2 separate regions of the Homo sapiens genome follow, and region 2 is linked to region 1. A link is a loop called in an ENCODE intact Hi-C map of the cell type or tissue named here. Cell type or tissue: sigmoid colon. All regions are shown on one strand. Each heading gives the region's core, and the rest is flanking DNA. Links, peaks and the distances in the headings are about the cores only.

What was found. Hi-C counts contacts between places; a loop is a spot of excess contacts. Peaks named below come from ENCODE experiments on the same cell type or tissue, not always from the same donor. Only the 100,000 strongest peaks of a DNase experiment are listed, where the experiment ranks them.
Region 2: it touches region 1 in a loop (2.9-fold over the local background); 1 of 110 quality-filtered maps calls a loop at or near these places.

Annotation. Positions count from the first base shown.
Region 1 is chr7:42,332,365-42,342,021 of GRCh38, forward strand. It overlaps LOC105375249 (a long non-coding RNA gene), which reads right to left and starts at 5,972. Exons shown (of 4, transcript XR_927202.3): 1 at 5,870-5,972; 2 at 5,514-5,599; 3 at 399-493. RefSeq lists enhancers at 4,585-5,089, 5,090-5,594. In sigmoid colon, for the core only: no CTCF peak of the experiment used is centred there; no DNase peak of the experiment used is centred there.
Region 2 is chr7:42,682,146-42,691,802 of GRCh38, forward strand. The region is part of intron 1 of LINC01448 (long intergenic non-protein coding RNA 1448); the gene reads right to left. Among named protein-coding and RNA genes, the nearest start is that of LINC01448, 19 kb to the right of the region's middle. RefSeq lists an enhancer at 4,410-4,958. In sigmoid colon, for the core only: no CTCF peak of the experiment used is centred there; a DNase peak (open chromatin) is centred at 4,608.

The sequences.
Region 1 (9,657 bases), core at 3,654-6,153:
AATATGTCCAAAGAACTAAAGTAAACCACATCTAAAGAACTAATAGAAAGTGTAATAATGATGTCTCACCACATAGAGAATGTCAATAAAATTTATAAATAATAAAAAAAGAATTAAAAATAATCTGCAGTTGAAAGGTAAAATAATGAAAATAAAAAATTCACTAGAGGGTCTCAGCAGTATCTTTGAACAGATGGAGAAAAGAATCAGCAGATCTGGAAACAGGTCAATGGAGAATACGCTGTCTGAAGAAAAATAAAAGAATGAAGGAAAAAACCCCCATAGGGTTGCAAGACATTATAAAGAGTCCCAATATATGCACAATGTAAGTCCCAAAAGGAGAGGATATAGGAAAAGGGGCAAAAGAATAAGTAAAGAAATAATGGCCCCAAACTTACCAAATTTGATGAAAAACATTAATCTACATATCCAAGAAGTTCAATGAACTCCAGGTAGGACTAAATCAGAGATCTGCGGCCAGACACATCATAAACTGTCAAAGGCAAGAGACAAAGAAAGAATCTTAAAAGCAGCAAGAGAGAAGCATCATGTACAAGGAAGCCTTAATAAAATTAATAGCTGATTTCTTATCAAAAATCATGGAGGCCAGAAGAAATGGAATGATGTATTTAGTGTTGAAAGAAAAAGACTGTTAACCAAGAATTCTATATGCAGCAAAACTATCCTTCAAAATGAAGGGGAGGAAAATGACAAGGATATCTGCTCTTATCATTTTCACTCAACATTGTACTGGAATTTCTAGCCGAGGTAATTAAGCAAAGAAAAAAATGCATTCAGATGGAAATGAAGCAGTAAAAATACTTCCATTTTCAGACTATGTTATCTTTTTATAAACAAAATCCTAAGGAATCCATTACACAGCTATTAGAGCTAGCTAATAAACAAGCTTAGCAATGTTGCAGGATACAAGATCTAAATTTTGAAATACATTATATTTCTATGCACTATCAATGGACAATCCAAAATATAATTTAAATATTCATTAAAAATAGCATAAAAAAGGATAAAATAATTAGTAATAAATTTAACAAAAGAAATGCAGGTTTGCACACTGTAAACTATAAAACATTGTTGAAAGAAATTAAATAAGACCTAATAGGAAGACATTTCATGTTCATGGAAGATTTAATATTGTTAAGATGGTTACATTCCCCAGATTTATATACAAAGTTAATGAATTCCCTATAAAAATCCAGTTGCGTTTTTTTGCAGACATTAATAGCTGATTCCAAACTTCACAGAGAAATGTAGGGAACCCAGAATAGCTAAAACAGTCTTTAAAAGGAACAGAGAAAATGCACACTTCCTGATTTCAAATTTTACTACTAAGCCATGATAGCTTCATAAGAAGAGAGTGTGGTACTGGCATAAGAATAGATTTATAGAACAATGAAATAGGATTAAGAATCAAGAAACAAAGATCTTATATTTATGGTCAGTTGGTTTACTTTAAGGGTATCAACATAATTTAATGAGGAAAAAACAGTCCAGTCCTTTCAACAAATAGTGCTGGGCAACTATTGATAGTCATATGCAAAAAAAAAAAAAAAAAGTTAAATTGTTACTGCACATCATATATAAAAATTAATTCAAAATTGATCAAAGACCTAAATATAAGAACAAAAACTATAAAATTCTTAAGAAGACATAGGTGTGAATCTCTGTGACCTTGGATTAGGCGATTTTTTTTTTCTGGATATGATTCCAAAAGCAAAGCAACCAAAGAAAAAAAATTTGACTTCATCAAAACTAAAAAATGTTGCACATCAATGGACACTATCAAGGTGAAAAGAACACAGAGAGTGAGAAACATATTTGTAAATTATATGTCTGATAAAGGGGCATGTATCCAGACTACGTAAAGAATGTTTATAATAAAAATACAAATAATTTAATTTTAAAATGGGAAAAAATTGAATGGAGATTTCTACACAGAAGACATGCAATTGGCCAATAAGAACATGAAAATATGCTTAACATATTTAATCATTAGGAAAATGCAAATCAAAAATCACAATGAGACAGCACTTCACACTCATTAGTGTAGCTATACTTTTTTAAATGGACAATAACGTGTTGGCATGGATGTGGTAAAATTGGAACCCTTACACACAGCTTAAGAGAAGTAAAATGGTTTAACTGCTATGGAGTACAGTTTGGCAGTTTCTTGAAATGCTAAACATGGAGTTGTCATTAACCTAGAAAGTGCAGTCCTAACTATTTCATGAAGAGAAATAAATACATATGTACACACAAAAACTTGTTCATGAATGTTTATATCAGCTTATTTGTAATGGCCCCAAAGGGGAAACAACCCAAATATCTATCACCTAATGAATGGATAAACACAATATGGTATATCTAGTATATCTAATGTTCCAATGGAATATTATTCAGCTATAACAAAGAAGGAAGTATGCTACAACATGGATGAATCTTGAAAACATGCTGAGTAAAAAAAGCCAGACAGAAAAGGCCACATAATATATTATTCTATTTATATGAAATGTTCAGAATATGCACATCCATAGAGATAGAAAGTAGATTAGTAGTACCTAGGGATAGGGTGCAGGAGAAATTGATTAATAGATAAAGGGTGATTGTTAATAGGTAAAGGGTTTCTTTTTGTGGTAATGAAAGGGTTTTAAAATTGACTGTAGTAATGGTTGCACAATTTTGTCAATGTACTATAAACCATTAAATGGTACACTTTAAATGGGTGAATTATGGTATGTAAATATAAATGTGCCATGATAATCATATCTCTTTCTGAGCTCCATAGGCATACTATCCAATTGCTTACCTGAAATCTTCTTTGGATACCTCAATGGTATCTCAACAACAGTATATTCCATTTGGATTCATTATCTACCTCTTTTCCACTCATACGTCTTTCAGAATTCCTTATCTCAATTGCAAAAATCAGTCCGTCATTCAGTTGCATACTGTAGAAACCTGAGAGCCATTCTTTAAACTTCCCTCCTTTTAACTACTTGTTCATCTTACTTCCCAGGCATCTCTTTTATCCACTTTTATACATCTCTACCTCACCACCATAGTAAGTCTGGACCGTTTTAATAGTATCCTAACTAATCTTCCCATATCCATTCACAGCTTTTTCAAATCTCCACGTTCTCCACTTTAAATCAGGGTGCATTTTCAGAATGCTAATCCAATCATGTCACCCTCAACTGAACCCGTAGACTCAAATTGTAGAGGATCCTACATATTCTGGCCCCTTTCTGCTTGTTCAACCTTTCACACCTGATTTCTGCTAAAAAAAAAAAAAGTCAACAAATATAGCAAAAATCAACAAAGATAGCAAAAAATTATTAAACTGATTATGTATTTTAATGTCTCTTACAAATATCTATACATGAAGCACAACATTTTTCAAGATTTCATGAATAGGTAGGTAATTTAGAATTATTGTGTTTAAAATAAATTCTTCAATATATTTTCAGTGATAATTCTTGATGGTATTCTTGTAATGACTGATTATAAACTTATATTTCAATTAAACAGATAGACCAATCTTTCGTTTTATTATTTTCCCCCACAGTTTGAAAGCGGAGGTAGCCTTTCTTCAAATGGAATCTTATTAGAAAACTAAATGTGAAACAAGAAAAATTAGTTGCCCTGGTGAGGGGTAGTGGAAACTGGTCTTCTGTCAGCTTGATCCCTTTCTTAGTATCTGATCTAGATTCCCAATTATGTAGGAGACACAATTGAAATTCACTGGCCTAACCTATTAAACACTGTTTATAAAAAAGAGTGATGTCATGCTTTGATTTTTTCATTTGCATTAATATTTTTTCTAAAAAACTTACTTTTGAAATCTTCCACGGACCTCTTTTTAATATCATGGGTAGTACCTCCATTCCTCTTTTTTTCTTGTAGTTCCTGCATGTTGGTTTATATTATTTTTTTCCTTTCCTGGCCACCTGTACTGTATTCATATCTCCTGTGAGAATCACCTCAAGGGTTCTCCATAATAGTTTACAGAAAAATCCATCATTGAGATGCATTTATTTCTTCATTTGGTAAGATTAATGGTGCTTTCGGAAGCATTGACAATTTACCCTTTCGCTGACCCTGCGAATGATGCTGATGTGGCCATGGAGCACTCAGAGATGAGCATATAAATGCCAGTCCTCTCAGAAAGTCTTACTGCACTCCTCCCCTCAGATAGTATCTTTTCAAATGTCTGGCTTCTACTTCTTCAACTTTTTCCATGCCTCAAAGTGCTACTGTCTCCAGTGATGTATCGGTAAATGTTTAATAATTGGCTCTCTTGAGGGTCAGGTGGGGGAGAAAGCCCTGATTTATAGTGTTTCCCTATTTCAGGATATTTACACGCTGGCTAATTTCAAACTACCAGCGCTGCCACTGGGTGTGGACTGAAGAAGAGCCATGTGGTGGCAGAGGGTTGAATAGTATTTCCAGCAGACAGAGACGGGAGATGTAAACAACCCCAAGGCATAAATGATAGTAAGATAATTAGGAAGGAGTGAGTTTTGAGTCTTGGAAATGCTTCAGCACAGGGTGACTGTCTCACTCATGGGTAGCCACTAACTGGAAGTGGTAAGGATGCGTGGGCTATTTTCCTAAACGTCAAAGAACAGAGGGAGCAGAGATGGCAAATTGGTTTAACTTGGGAGCCATATCTTGTCAGTTGCTTGTGATTTAGTTGGCTGTGTTAAAAAGAATTCTGAAACTCTGTTCTGAGAGTTCTATAGTCTATTATTAATGTTCACTAAGGGCTAAGAAGGAAGGCATATTATATTTTATTCCACACACTTTTCATCCCCTTTATAAGCATATTTACATTGTAAAGCATCCCCTTTATAACCATCTAAGCAGTAGAGGAATATACAGGATCTATTTCACTCTCCTTTGACCTCTATGCACATCTGCCCATGCCCCACATATGATTCTGTGGTCCCTGCAGGTCCAGAGATGCCTTCCCACCCAGCTTTCTGTGCTCGCCACTGCCTCCCAGACACTGCCCTCCGTGCCCCCCCGGCCCTCAGCCCTGGTGGCCATGGCGGTAGCCTGGAGGGCATCATAAGGGCTCTGGCTTCCCTTCTGGAGCACTCTGGCACTCGATGCCATGACCTTGTCTCCTTGGCTTTCTGCTCCTTGGTTGCACACCCCACCCCGTGATATCTGCTATGTCCCCTCCATTTGCTGGTTCGATGGGCAACCCTTCCATGCTTCACAGACACCAGCTTCTTGTTTTTCTCTCAGCTCAGCCTGTGTCGAATTCCTTAGGCCATAGGGAAGAGACATTCTCTCACCTGACCTGAGGCTCAGGGAATCTTTCCTGACCAGGTGACGCTTCCTGTTAGCTGAGGCTCAGGGAGTCCTTCCTGACCAGGTGACGCTTCCTGTTGCCTCCCCCTCATAATTCCCTCTCTGCTCCCAGCTCCAGCAAAGGGTTTTGGTGTCATTCAGGATTCCAATTAGATATTTGCACTGAGTTCACCTACACAGGGCGGGTACACAGCGTGTGATCGAGTCTTCGTTCAGTCAAATTCTTTTCAGTCTATGTACTTTCTCCCTAAGAGGGTTAAAACTTGAGGGCAAAAAAAAAAAAAAAAATCAATCAATCAATCAATTGTATGTTATGTAATTCCCACAACCCTTAGAAAATACACTTTTTTATTGCTAGAAAGTGGTGACCAGAAATATTAGAAACCGAGGTGACCTTCTGATGGCTTTTAAAGGTTAAATATATTTGGGAGAAACTTGTTGGCATTTTCATTACAACTAGAGGTTCAATGATTTCCCCTTATTATGCTAACAATTGGCTTTAAAAAATAACCAGAAGTTGTCTTGTACTCACCAGTTAGATGACAAACTGTCCTTCACCCTGAAATGGGCTGAACTGCTGTTAACACACTTCTGACGGGGAGGCTTCTGGACTCTCAGGAAGATGAAAAGCTAACAGAGACAGAAAGAGAAAGCAACTGCCAGAGCTGTTGCGGTGGAATGAAGGGGCAGGGCTGCACATTTTTGGGTTTTAGTTTTTAATTTTTCAAACACCATTGAGTGTATGAGGGTTTTGGCTTGTGAACAGCAATCTTTCCCTCATGGGCCTATCCTAGTTTGTGGTCACAAGGAGACACTTGGAGAGCACAGGTCAGAATAAGTGAACAGGCAGCAGAGGTCATACAAGGAAAACACTAGAGAAAGGATGCTTTAAAAACAATGCTATAAAATGATAGCAGGCAAAGAGGTCTTTAAAATGTCACTTGAGTAAGCACCAAAACATTGAAATTCCCCAAAGTCTGTGGAAAGAATGAATGGTGATTTGCAAAGTTTTATGTATAAATACAAGCTCTCTTTTAACTAAGATCTAAGTTCTCAGGCTTTGCGTGCTGGAGGAGGGGCGGAGAGTATGAGATACAAAGTTTCCTAAAGAAAATGAGAACAAAGGTAAAGAAATGAAATGAGACTGCCTCACAAACATGGCATGCAGGAAATGCCCAGAATAGAGACAGAATAGGAGTCACTGCTGCTTCTTAGATGCTATTTACTTGAAGTGTGTTTTATCTTAAACATATCCTTCTGTGTGCTGTTTTCATTATCCTCATTAGGAGATTAGGGGAACATTTACTCAGTTTAAAATTCTTGCCTTTCATTCCCTCAAGACTCATCAAACGCTGGAGTAATGTAGAAGAATAAATAATATTGTAAAAGAATTTTTTCTTTACTGAATCACAGGGAACATAACATTACTTTTAAATATGTTCTTAAAGAGAAAAGGTCTTTTCACAGTGGTAACGCTTCATATTTTAGAAGAAAATGTGCATTTAATTAAAATTCCATATGACAATCATAGCATATTATTTAAATACCAAATGACTATTAAAATCACATTTAATTGTGGTCTAAAAAATATAACAGATATGTACCCACAAAACAGCTGTTAAACATCACCAAAATTTCCTTGATCAGCTTTCTTTTTTTCCTTAAGCATTTCCCAATTACAATTAGCCCGGTTTTGAGAAACGTTTCTTATGCACACATGCACACATACACACATGCAGACACACCAGACACACACACTCATCTTATGAATGTTATAACAAGAAATTTTGTTGAACTGAATGACAATTTTGTGAGGATTATCAGTGATTCAAAAATAATAGCAGAAAAACCCTGAATTTTCCATGTCGGCATGGATGTCTTCACTATGACGTGCTGTATAGAATCAAAGAGCACCAGGAGAATATCAAATATATGCCACATTGAAGACAGAGAAGAGGAGAGAGCTGTCACTCTCAGATGAATATTAATACAGCTACTACAACTGCATGGTTCAGTATATTCCAAAGGGCTTTGTGATACCAACTCTGGCACTAAAAAACTGTGGTTGTATTCTGTCAAATCCACACATGACTTTGAAAGCATGTGACTATTCAATATTCACTTTTGAAATAGCCAACTAAATTAAACTCTCCATGAGGAAATGGTTTTTGTGTAGCCAAACATCTCAGTGCAATTCATCAAGGTAAACATTTGATTCAGGGATTGCAAATAAGGCAGTTGCTGTCACCAAATTTGTAGGCAAAATTGCACAGAGTACAAAATCAATTAGACTTTTCCTCCTATTCTACTTTTGGGTGCATTTCACTCCCTTTTGGCTTCTCAGGATGCCAGTTATCTTGACTGCAGATTCTAGAAGTCCTTAGGCAGGCCAGGCCCATTCCTGTACTATAGTATCACACTTAAATTTCTTCTTCCCCCAGAAATCTGCTATTTTACAGTAATTTTCCTTCCTACCCCCAATTCCATTCCCACAAAATCCTCATTCATTAAGACTCAGGCAAATGGCAAAGTGTTTAAAATAATTCACACTAGAAGACAAACTTGCAGGGAGTTATCTACAATTACGGAGGGGCGCTTCACAAACGGATCTTTGCCTCCCCTGGGCCCTCTCTCTCCCGCCTTACTCCTTGCCTTTCTCTGCCTCTGATTTTCTTTTGTTTTAAAAAAGCAACCTAGGACTTCTGGGTAAGAATGTGATGTCAGCACAAGTGTCTAATTCCTCTCCTTCCAGATCCCCATTAAAATGACCAATAGGTATAAAAATAAGAGAAAAAACTGCTCCAGTGCTGACACTTGGAAAGCCTAAACTTGCACACCGAATCTCCAACAATTTCTGTTAGATGAGAATGAATCGAAAGAAAAGGCGGACTCATGACTCACCCTAAGTGGAAGAGGGGCAGTGTGCAGACAAAGCGAGTGTAGAGACACAGATGGAACCCTGTTAATAGCCCTTAGGTTAAAGGAGCAAGGGCTGGACATGAGGTTAGACCATCAGGAGGTCAGGAGAACATCTGGAATCCTTCATCCTGTTTGAAAAGTGTGAGCTGCTCCTGGGGGAAGCTATTGCAATGGGGCTTACCCACAGCCCAACTACCTAATCCGAAACCTAACCCTAACCCAGCCGTGCCACAGGACGGGGACGCGGGTAGGGGCAGCGGGTGATGAATGTTTTTGTGCTCAGAGCCTCAAATGCATCTCAGCTTATTTCCTAAGGATACACTCTTGAAAAGAGAATGATCAGGCCCCAAACTGTGAACATTTTTCTGATTACTAATTAGAAAATTGCTCCACAAAAAGATTGTAACAATTTACACCTCCACTAAACAGCAAACTGCAGTCCCCTTTTCACCAACCCTCACCAGTGTCAGACATTAACAACAGATAAAAAATGACAACTTATAGTTGTTTAATTTATACTGAGTATTAAGAAAGTTGAATTCTTCTCTCTTTTAATGTGCTTTAGACATTTGCATATATTTCTTCTTTTTTGAATTTCCCTTGCCCATTTTTCTTTTTCATTTTGGGGCCCATCCATTTCATATTGATTTGTGAGACTCTTGTCTATAAGGGAAGGTAACACTTTCAGAGAAAGAATGCGATCCCAGTTCTTCCTTTCAATGTTTTAAGGCAGAGAAAACTTGGTTTCTAGGGGTTAAACAATAAAAGTGCACCCATGTAAACAAGTCCCGCGGTATAAACTTACCAGTATAATTCGCAGCCTTCTTCCTTATCCTTTTTCTGGGTCTGATTGTTTTAAGAGATGCTCTGATTTCATGCTATTTTGTGTTTAGCTTTTGTTGTTGTTATTTTTTGATTTTTTTTTTAGAATGAGTATCTGGGTATATGTACAGGGGTCATATTTTGTGAACTTCACATCAAATCACCTTGTCTGATAAATGAGAAGAACAAGACACTTAAAAAAAAAAAGGAAGCAACAGAAATTTATTTTCCTACAGTTCTGGAGGCTGGCAGTCTGGCATCAAGGTATCAGGGCAGGGTTAATTTGACTTGTAGATGGTTGTCTTCTGTTTTCACGCGGTGGGCACTTTTCTTTTAGGCAATACCTCCAAAAGAATAGGATGATGCTTGTCGTATGTTCATTTTAATTTTTCCAACAATATTAGCAAACCCCGGCCTAGCAAGGTGTCACAAATAGGTGCTTGATATGTAAGAGATTATTGGGTAAGTGTTAAGAGACTGAGGAGCATGTCCTAAGCAATGAGGACAAATGAGCAGGGGACAGAGGGCCCCCAAAAGGGAAGTATTCTGCCTGTAAGAAACTACAGGTATGGGGCACAT
Region 2 (9,657 bases), core at 3,140-5,639, 350 kb after region 1:
TTGCTCTTGTATTTATTCTAAAAATTTTATCCATTTGACTTGGAAAAAATAACTCTTGTTTAAACTATTTTTTTCTGGCTCCCCTTTGGGGGTAATGAATCAGCAGCCATGATCACTGGACATGTGTGTGGACAGTGATATCCTCTTTGGGCAAACAAGAGACCAGCTCCCAGTGAAACCAGTCAAACCCTCTTCTTTGTAGACCACAAAAGTGTCCCTGCTCTTCCAGTATGTGTGAGAGAAGAACACACAATGCAATATAGCACCTGCTATGCTAAACATGTTCAACACACATCCACTGAGAGAAAGGACAGATCAGATCTTTCTGAGGGTTTACTAACAAAGAAGTGTTACTAAAAATGTAGATAAAAGAGCCATCAGTTTGCAAGTAGGAATCATCCCTAAGAGAGCAATCCCAACATGGATGACTGGTGCCATTTTGTGGTCAAACTTTAACTGGTTGAAGACAAAATGAGAAAAGTAACTATAATATTGTGTTTTCAAATACATACATGTAAACTTCCCAACTCTGGTAGTAGACATAATACTATGGCATAAGATGTGGCTGTCTCTCTATTTTACCTTTTTAGTGTTATAATGTTCAGTATTAAATAAAATAATGGTAATTCTAGATTGTGGTTTAGTAGGATTTTTAAAAATTATTGTAGTGAAGCAAACTATGTCCTCAATTTTAAGGCATGATACGCAAATATCTGGGAACTTGTTCTCTAGAAACATGTTTGAGGGGTTAGGAAAAGAAACAAAATAAAACATCAACATAAATCTTTCAATCCCCTAGAAATTGTAGAAAACTTACAGAGGGCTTTACTGAAGTCAGGACCCACAAGAACTGCACAGAAAGCTGAGAGACAGGACACACCTCTCTCTCAGGGTGAAGGGTCTGGAGAGAGGACACTGGGACCCCCAGAGATCTGGAATCAGTATCCTTTCCAGTCTGTGCCTCACTCATTATTCCCTTCACCCTACACTGCCAACACTCTCATCCCCCACTGCAGATTTGCATATTCTTCCTAGGAAGTCTGGGGAAATTTTAGATGCATAGAGAAAAGAAGATACAATCAGTAGGTTTCAACTATGTACTTGAAAAAAAAATGGCAGCACTAATTGCAGAATGAGAGAGACCCCTCTAGACTGTGTCTGTTCTCACAGTAGCAAGAGTGATCTCTGGAATTGAGAATGCTCTCCTGCAGTCCCAAGCCTACTGCCAGGACACATGGATGTGATTTTGGACAGTGAGCTGGCTCCTCAGGCAAATAATTTTTCTAACAAATTCTCTCTCTTTCTTTTAATTTATCTGATCATTGAGGAGATATCAAATTTTTATTACATGTAAATCTAAAATGCATATGAAATTAAGAGTTAGACAAGTGCTTTATAAGTCTTGGGTCTATGAAGATGAAGACAGGTAATACAGAATTTCAGTCTTGAAGAGATCCTGGGAGATTTCATTACAGATGAGAAACTGTGGCACTTAGAAGTTACGTAATAAACCAGGATGCCCAGCTCACTAGATGAGAACTTTTTGCCTACTCTTATTTGCCTTATTTGTCAAGCATATATTTTTCCAGGACATAGATTTATCATATTCTTAAGAACATATGCCTTTTAATTCATCCTGTGTTTTAAGAAAGTATAATAGGAAATGTTTATATTCTGAAATTTCCCAGTTTTGATTCTACCTTATGGATTTAGAAAATAAGAGTAATAAATTATAGCCCGCATATCATGACTTTGTGTCTAAGTGTTGATTTTAAATTGTTTATTTCTTCCTTTATTCATACCTTTATTCCTCCCTGCACACCCATTTTTGCTCATAAGCAAATTGCATATTACATTCACATTTGATGAGATCAACCCATGATTAGTTAATCAAATATACATGTAGATCATGTATGTAGACTCTATTTTGGAAGTTTGAAGAAGAAGAAGAGACAGCATTCAAAGGGAAGACAGCATTTCTTACAATGCAAGTGTCTCAAACTTCCATTCTTTTTCAGTTTGGGAGGAGGGAAGCTCAAAGGCCTGCACCTAGCTAGGTCAGTTTCAGGATTTCTGCATGTTGACAGATTCTAGTGCTTGAGGGTACTATGCATGGAACTAAATCATGGATTCTAGAAATAGTGTCCTGAAGCAATAAAAGACGAGAACAATGGCCAGATATCCGAAAGCATGCCGACTACCTAAGGGTGCTAAATGAAGAAAGGAATCGAGAAACCATGAGGCTGAAGATAGAGGCAGAGGGAGGTAAGACTGGGGAATTCCAGAGCAGCGCAAGACATGAGTCCCTGTGGGCATTGCCGCCAGCTTGCCGATACATTAAAGAGGCTGAAGCAGAGTAAATAGGGAACGGTTTAGGGTGGCAAAATGCTAGTAGGAGGAGATTTGATCAAAAGCAGAGGTGAAGGAGGCTGTCCTTAATCAACAGAGAGGATATTCCACTCTATGGGATTCAGGCAGCTAGAGGGATTGATGTGGTTGCACACAAATTTGAAGATGAAAGGGAGATGAATGATGAAGCCATTCACATCATTTCCCTTTCATTTCCTTGATACAGTTGGAGGCTAGGCCATTTGTGTAGGGTGCTGGTGAGGACTAGGCAGGGGAGAGAGGAGCATGGTGAAGCCTTGCTTGCTGCTACAGGTTGCTTCCAAGGAGAGGAGAAAGACATTCCAAACAGAACTGTGGGCTCAGCTGCTGCTGCAGACCACCGATGTGCCATGACACTGATCCACACAGGTGTGGGGCTTCTCCAGGAGAGCTCAGATACAGGAGTGGGGACGACCTCCTCTGGATCAGTTTGGGGATTGATCCAGACTTGGGAAATTTTCAGGACAGGCTTTCTAGAGAGATGAGGGTCTAGAGAGAGTACAGGGTGCTGACTACTAGGAGTGAAGGAAAGAGGGGGCTGGAAATGTGTGGTTAGAAGGTTGATGCAAGAGGAGTGAGTGTGAGTTGGAGTGAGAGGTGTGTGAGAATGCAGTGGAGTGATGCCTGGAGTAGCTCTGGTGGTGGTGGATGAGGGAAATTGTAAGAACAGTGCTTAGCATGAATGAGTTTCATGAAGATCAAAATCTCCCAGATAATAGAAGAAATTTAGTTAACGAGGAAGACTATGAATCGGGCACCTCCAACTTCAAGGAATGTAATGAAGCAGCAGGAAGGGGGAAAGCCATTGAAATTGAATACGAGCTTCAAAACAAAGGAGCTTTTGCATAAAAAATTACAGGAGGGATGCAATTATAGTAAAGACAGGGAGGTGAAGTAGAGGATGACTGAAATATTGTGAAGGGAGAAAGGGTTATGTAACCAATGTGAGCCTTCAAGAAAATGTAGCTTATGGGATGCAGACTCTAACCCCACCTGCTCACTGCTGACTGAGTTCCAAAAAAAAGTAAAAAACAAAGGTAGCCTCTTAAGAGTAAATCAGCTTGATGTACACGTTCTTCTTCCTATGTGAACAATTGGTTCCCTGGATCATAAGTCCCCCGTGTTAAGGCAAGTCAGGTTGGTCTTTGGTTTTATGCAGCATCCATCCATCTACTCTATCAGTCAGTCTGAATAGAGCACCTTTTCTATGCCAGGTATTGTGATGGGGGCTGAGGAAATTGTTTGAAATGAAAATAGAAGTGACCCTTCCCCTTATAGCAATTCCGGTCTAGTAGAAAAGACGTGCATGAAGCAAAGGGTCACCCTCCAAATGAACAATTACCACTATGATGAGGTCAACCCAGGAGTTACAGGTACAGTGAGAACGTGCGATGTGGGATGGACCTCATAAGAGGAGTTGGGATCATCCTCCCCAGGACACAGCATTTGAGCAACACGTGGGAGCTCATCACAGCAGAGTAGCCTAGGAGCGGTCCAGCGTAGGCAATGGCCCTGTGTGCATGTGTGGGGTGGGGAGTGTGAGCACATCACAAAAGGAAAGAAGGCCAGCGCTCCACAGTCCCAAAACAGCGGGAAGCACAGTGCCAGGAGAGCAGACAGCACCCTGGAGGCCAAATAAAAAACCTGGCATATGTTCCTGAGAGTAATGGGAAGTGATTGAAAGGTTGAGAACAAGGGAATGACAAAATTAGATTTGCTTTGAAACGATCGTTTCAAATACTCAGTGGAGAATGGACTGGGGGGAGAGGGGAGGAGAAGGTAAGATTAGATATGGAAGATCAGAGAGGTTCCAGTAAAGAATGAATGATAGGAGGTGCAGAGAGCACTGAGAAGAGCACATGGCGTACGCCAAGCACTTGACAAATGTTAGCTATTAGACCTATTTAGATTTCAAAAGAAGGGCCCCAGAATGGCAAGATAGCTTAGGACCATGTCAGCTACGTGTTTATTCCTTATTTGCATATTATATCTATTTTTCCATTAGCTTCTAAAGTCAGTTTCTAGAAACCTGTCTAGTCAAAGTATAAGGATTTTTTAAATAGAGCCGGAACAAAGGAAGGTAACACACGAAATGTGTTTAACTCGCCCCTTGCTTATTCTTTCAACTTTTAAAAACTTAAAATAGTTTCACCAGGCCCTGGTCTTGCTCCTAAGTAGATTCGTGTCCCCATGGCTGCCTCTCAGACCCGTAAATTCCTGCCGGTGCCTCAGGATTCCACAGGCTTCTTTACCGCTGCCCCCCTCGGCTTCTCTCCATGAGGCCTTCTTTAATGCTGATGAGTTTCATTTCAATTACTGTCCCTTTCATCTCAAACACCAGTGAGGCAGAAGCAATGTATAAAGTCAAATTGTTTCTTTGAAAACTAGAATTTATTGTGTCCTAGTGTCACTTTTATTAATCGTTGAAAGTTAATGGTATCCAGACCAACAGAATTTTGTATAAACATTTAACTTTTTTTTCATCAAAGAGAAGCCTCTCTGACATTCTATATACGGCGATGTGCCTTCTGTTGCAGACTAGTTACACGTAGTAGATTTATATACACTGAAGAACCTAGGAATTTGACCCTTGAATAACATCACTAAGAAAAATCATGTTCAGATCAGGACAGAGCGGAACCTACCATACAGGTAACTGGGAGTCTTTTAAACACTGCCTGCTTGACTCCCACTTTACCTCCTGGGGGATCTTCCACACTTCTGTCCCCGTTACACAGGCTCAAGTTGTGTTGGCCATAATGGACTTTCAGGAAAAGAGCAATCCTCTTTCTTGGATTCAGAGCCAGATTCACTTGGAGGGAAGCATAGAAAATTATCCTCTAGATAACATGAGGAGAAGAAAAGTAAGATGCCTTTTGCTTTATTTTTGGCCTAAACTATTTGGAGAAAAATTCCTGGGAAGATATCAAAGGAACCCTAACTTCAACGTTAGAAATATTTTAGCAAAACATGACACCCTGGGGAACAAGAAGTTATTCCGGAGGCATAATTTCTCCCCAGGGTAGGCAGAGTCCTTATAATCATTGCCCCCAAGAGGGTCTTGTACCTTGTGATTTGAGAATAAATTGAGAACAAATCTTAGTAGTTAGGATGAATGCCAAAATTCACACCAGTCACTCCTGACTTTTCAGAGAAGCATGTGGATTTCTTGCACACTTAATGCGTTGATCAATTGCCTGCCTGCGTGCATCTCAACAGACGCTTAGTTTTCATTATAGATGTAGCATTGCCCATTCGGCTCTGTTCTCAAAATTGGATTGTGAAAATAATTCTTAGCAATGCTGCTTTAATTTATCTACAGAAACTTCATAAAAGCCATTTTATTAGATGAGCCAGAGTCATACTCTATGTCTGATGTGCTGCACGTGGCAAGCAGCATGATTTATATCCTGGTGCACAGTCTGCCATAGGCAGGCATTTTAATGCTATGCCGATTATTTAGATGTATTCAGAATCTTGCCCTTTCTTGCCAATGGACACTAAGCTTTCTCCAAGAGCTTTATGTATGTGTCAAGATATTCTTTCCCTCTGAGAGATGCCAAAACCAGATTTATCCCCAAGGTTAAAGAAATGAGGGAGATGTCCTTTGCTTTTCTCCACTTCTTACTCCCAGAAAATAATTCATCTACATCCACACAGAGACAGTTCTTGGCATGAACAAAGGTGTCCCAAGGGAAACCAGGAGGCATCCATGCAATTGTTCGTGATTGTATCATGATGTATTTAGCATATTGGCTGACGTTTAGGTTTAAACACTAGTCTGACCCAAAATAAGGCAAAACAAAACAAAATTTGTAAATATTCACTCATGTTTTTATCATACTTTACAAAATGGGTTGAAAATGGAGTGACAAATGTAGAACTTGCAAAATGTCGATATAGTCCAGCAGGTAAAGAAATCTAATATCAGAAATTTTTTTTTTTTTAAAGCCATGTACCAGCTTTTTTCCAGTTAAGTTTCTCTGATTTTCTTCCTTGAATCTGAGATAATTTGTATATAAAATCTATCTTCAATCACATAAGCAGAGTCTTTTTGTTGTCGTTGTTGTTTTTGGTTGTGAAAAAAAAAGATTTTTTTTCTTTCCCCTTTGCCACTTATATAGCAGATGCTTCATGCTAACATTTATTTCAACACACATCCAGGCATGACTGGGCTTCAAGTAGGTAGAAGCAGGAAGGATGGGGTTAACAATGTATGGAAGCTATTACAGTGCAGATAATATTTATGGAATGTTACTTTTATCTCTCTCTTGCTTTATTTCTTTATTTAAGATTTCCCTTAAGAAAACTGTTTTGAGATCGGTAATGATTTCACTATGTATGAGCATCTCATATGTGTAACTCTCAGGTGAATTGTCCCATTCAGTCAATGATATTTTTAAGTGCAGCTGTCATTGTTTACAGAGAAAGAAGATATATAGTCACAAATGTATTAAACAGATCTATTAGGCAGAAGCAACCTGGAACATAATCTGAACTTACTGCCTAGAATCATCTCTCTCTCCCTTAGAGGTGGGCCTGTGCTATAATTCACATTGGTGGGGCTTGAGAAATAAGGAGGGATGGACCAGGTGCCAAACCTGCCAGCACCTTGATCTTGGACTTCCCAGACTCCAGAACTGTGAGAAATAAATTTCTGTTGCTTCTAAGCTACCCAGCCTATGGTATTTGTTACAGCATCCCAAATACACTAAGACATAGATCAATGGAATAAAACAGAGAGTCCAGAAGTAGATGCATACACGCATGGCCAATGGATTTTCAACAAAGGCACCAAGACAATTCATGGGATAAATAATAGCTTTTCCTACAAATGATGTGGCAACAACTATTTAATATATATCCATATTTTTAAAAAGGAATCTCAACCCTTATTCTCATACCATACATAAAATTTAACTCAGAATGGATCATAAACCTAAACATAAGAACTAATATATAAAACTGCTAAAAGAAAATACAGAAGAAAATCATCATGTAGAGAGCATCAAAGATTTCTTAGGACACAAACCATTAAATAATGACAATTGGATTTCATGAAAATTAAAAACTCTGCTTTTTGAAAATATTGTTAAGAAAATGAAAAGGCAAGCCACAATATATTTTTTAAAACTCAACAACTAAATTAGACAAACAACATAACAAAGAATGAGGAAAATATTTGAACGGACACTATACAAAAGAAAATAATCAAGTGACTAATAAGCACATGATGAAATGCTCAGTGTCAGTAGTCACCATGAGACACCACTTCACACTCCCTAGAATGAGTAAATAAAAAAGATCAACAATACCAAGCATTGGAGAAGATATGGAGCAATGAGAACTCTCCTACATTGTTGATCAGAACATAAAATGATACAACCAATTAAAAAAGTTTTAAAGTTTCTTGCAAAGTTAAACACACACTTTCCATACAACTGGCAATCCCATGCCTAGCTATTTACTCAAGGGAAATCAAAACACTGGTCTATAGGAAGACTTGTACATGAATGCTCACAGCAGCTATAATCATATTAGTCAAAAACTGGGAGCAATCTAATGCCCATCAGCATGTAAATACATGAATTATGACACATCCATACACGGGAATACTAGCTAGCAATGAAAAGAAATGAACAACATGGATGAACCTCAAAAACTTGCAGAATGACACAAGCTAGATACAAAAGGAGTACATACTATCTGATGCCATTTGTACGAAACTCTAGGAAGGCCCAAAGCAATCTATAGTGATAGAAAAGCCAGCCAGAGGGTGTGTGGAGATGGGAGTTAGGCGGAACTGACTGGGAATGGGCACAAGAAAGTTTTGGGGGTGATTGAAGTGTTCTGTGTCTTGATTGTGATGATGGTTATATACGTATATAATTTTGTCAAAACTCATTGAAAAGTGCACATGAAAAAGCTCTGGTTTGTCTCTGGGTTTTACCTGTTTTTAGGGACAGGCTGTGGAATATGTACACGTTGTTCTGGCCTCCACGTCCCCCTGGGGAATGCTGGGGACTTCCTGCAGCCTGCCTGGGCTGAAGGAGAGCCTGTGGGCTCACACCTTAGAAGAGGGAAGCTGGCTTCACCGGCCAGCTGCAGGCTTTTAAGGAGGCAGGAGCTGGAGGGGAAGTTGTGTCCTGTGGAGACTGGATGGGGTCACTCCATTTTCAACCCTGGGCCTCACAACACTAGGAAGCTGCACCAAAGCTCTGCTAAGAGTCAGTTATATTAGGGTGATTTTGCCTTATTTTATTGCTCCCAATTCCTAGTTTTCAGTCTCGAAGTCACCCTGAGGTGGCCCACTTTCCTTCCTGCAGGCATGGTCTGCCTAGCTGCAGTCACAACGTCTGCAGAAAAGTCAGTTTTCATCAGAGACTGCTGGTCTCACCAGCAGAAGTAGAGGGAATCCCGGTCCTCACCCAGTCTCATTCCCAAACCTCTTGTGAGTGACCAGAAGGACTGGGGCTTACCAGCTCCCTGCTTTTTGCATCAGGAAGGCACCAAACTCCAAGTCCAGAGTAGACTCTGCCTTACAATCCAGGAGATATACCCAGAGAGAGGTTGCCATACCCACGGGGGTACTATACATACCATTACACATCAGCTGGAATGGACACAAGGAACTTAGTGCGGTTTTCTTCTCTGTTTTTGCCTTCCTGGTGTCCTCTCCTTTACCATATGGTGTGATCACCCTCTAGGGGTCAAATGCCTCTTCGCATCCACACGAACATTCAGACTCACTTCAAGCCAAGGAAAATCTCTAATGCTGTAGATGTTTACCTCTTCAGCCCTCTCACAGAGGGCAAAGAGGAAGCCTGTGGGAGGGCCACAGAGCAACACAGTGGCTGCTGGAAATATTTTCCTGACTCAAAAGAAGGCAACTTAACGAGTGCAGGAGTAACCCAAGCGCTCGCCTACTTTCCCGGACCCACTCCTGCTGTCCAGAGTCACTTTCAAATACACCTGGGGAAATGGGCTTTGTCATAGTCTCACCCTGCTCTCTGCTTCTACATCTGATAACCTCCTTCCTATTGCTCTTACTCCTTCCTTCATTCCTCACAAAGTTCAATACAAGAGAATAGGATGTAAGGTTTTTGGGGTAGCTGAGAGGAACTATAGCACCAGACAGGAAATAATTCCAAGTTCACTTCTGGGCATTACTAAAGAAAGAACCCAGGGGCCATCTGACACCATAGTGGAGTTCTTTCCTGGCCTGCCCTTCCCATCTCCCAGGATTTTCTCCTCTTCAAGAGATTCTCC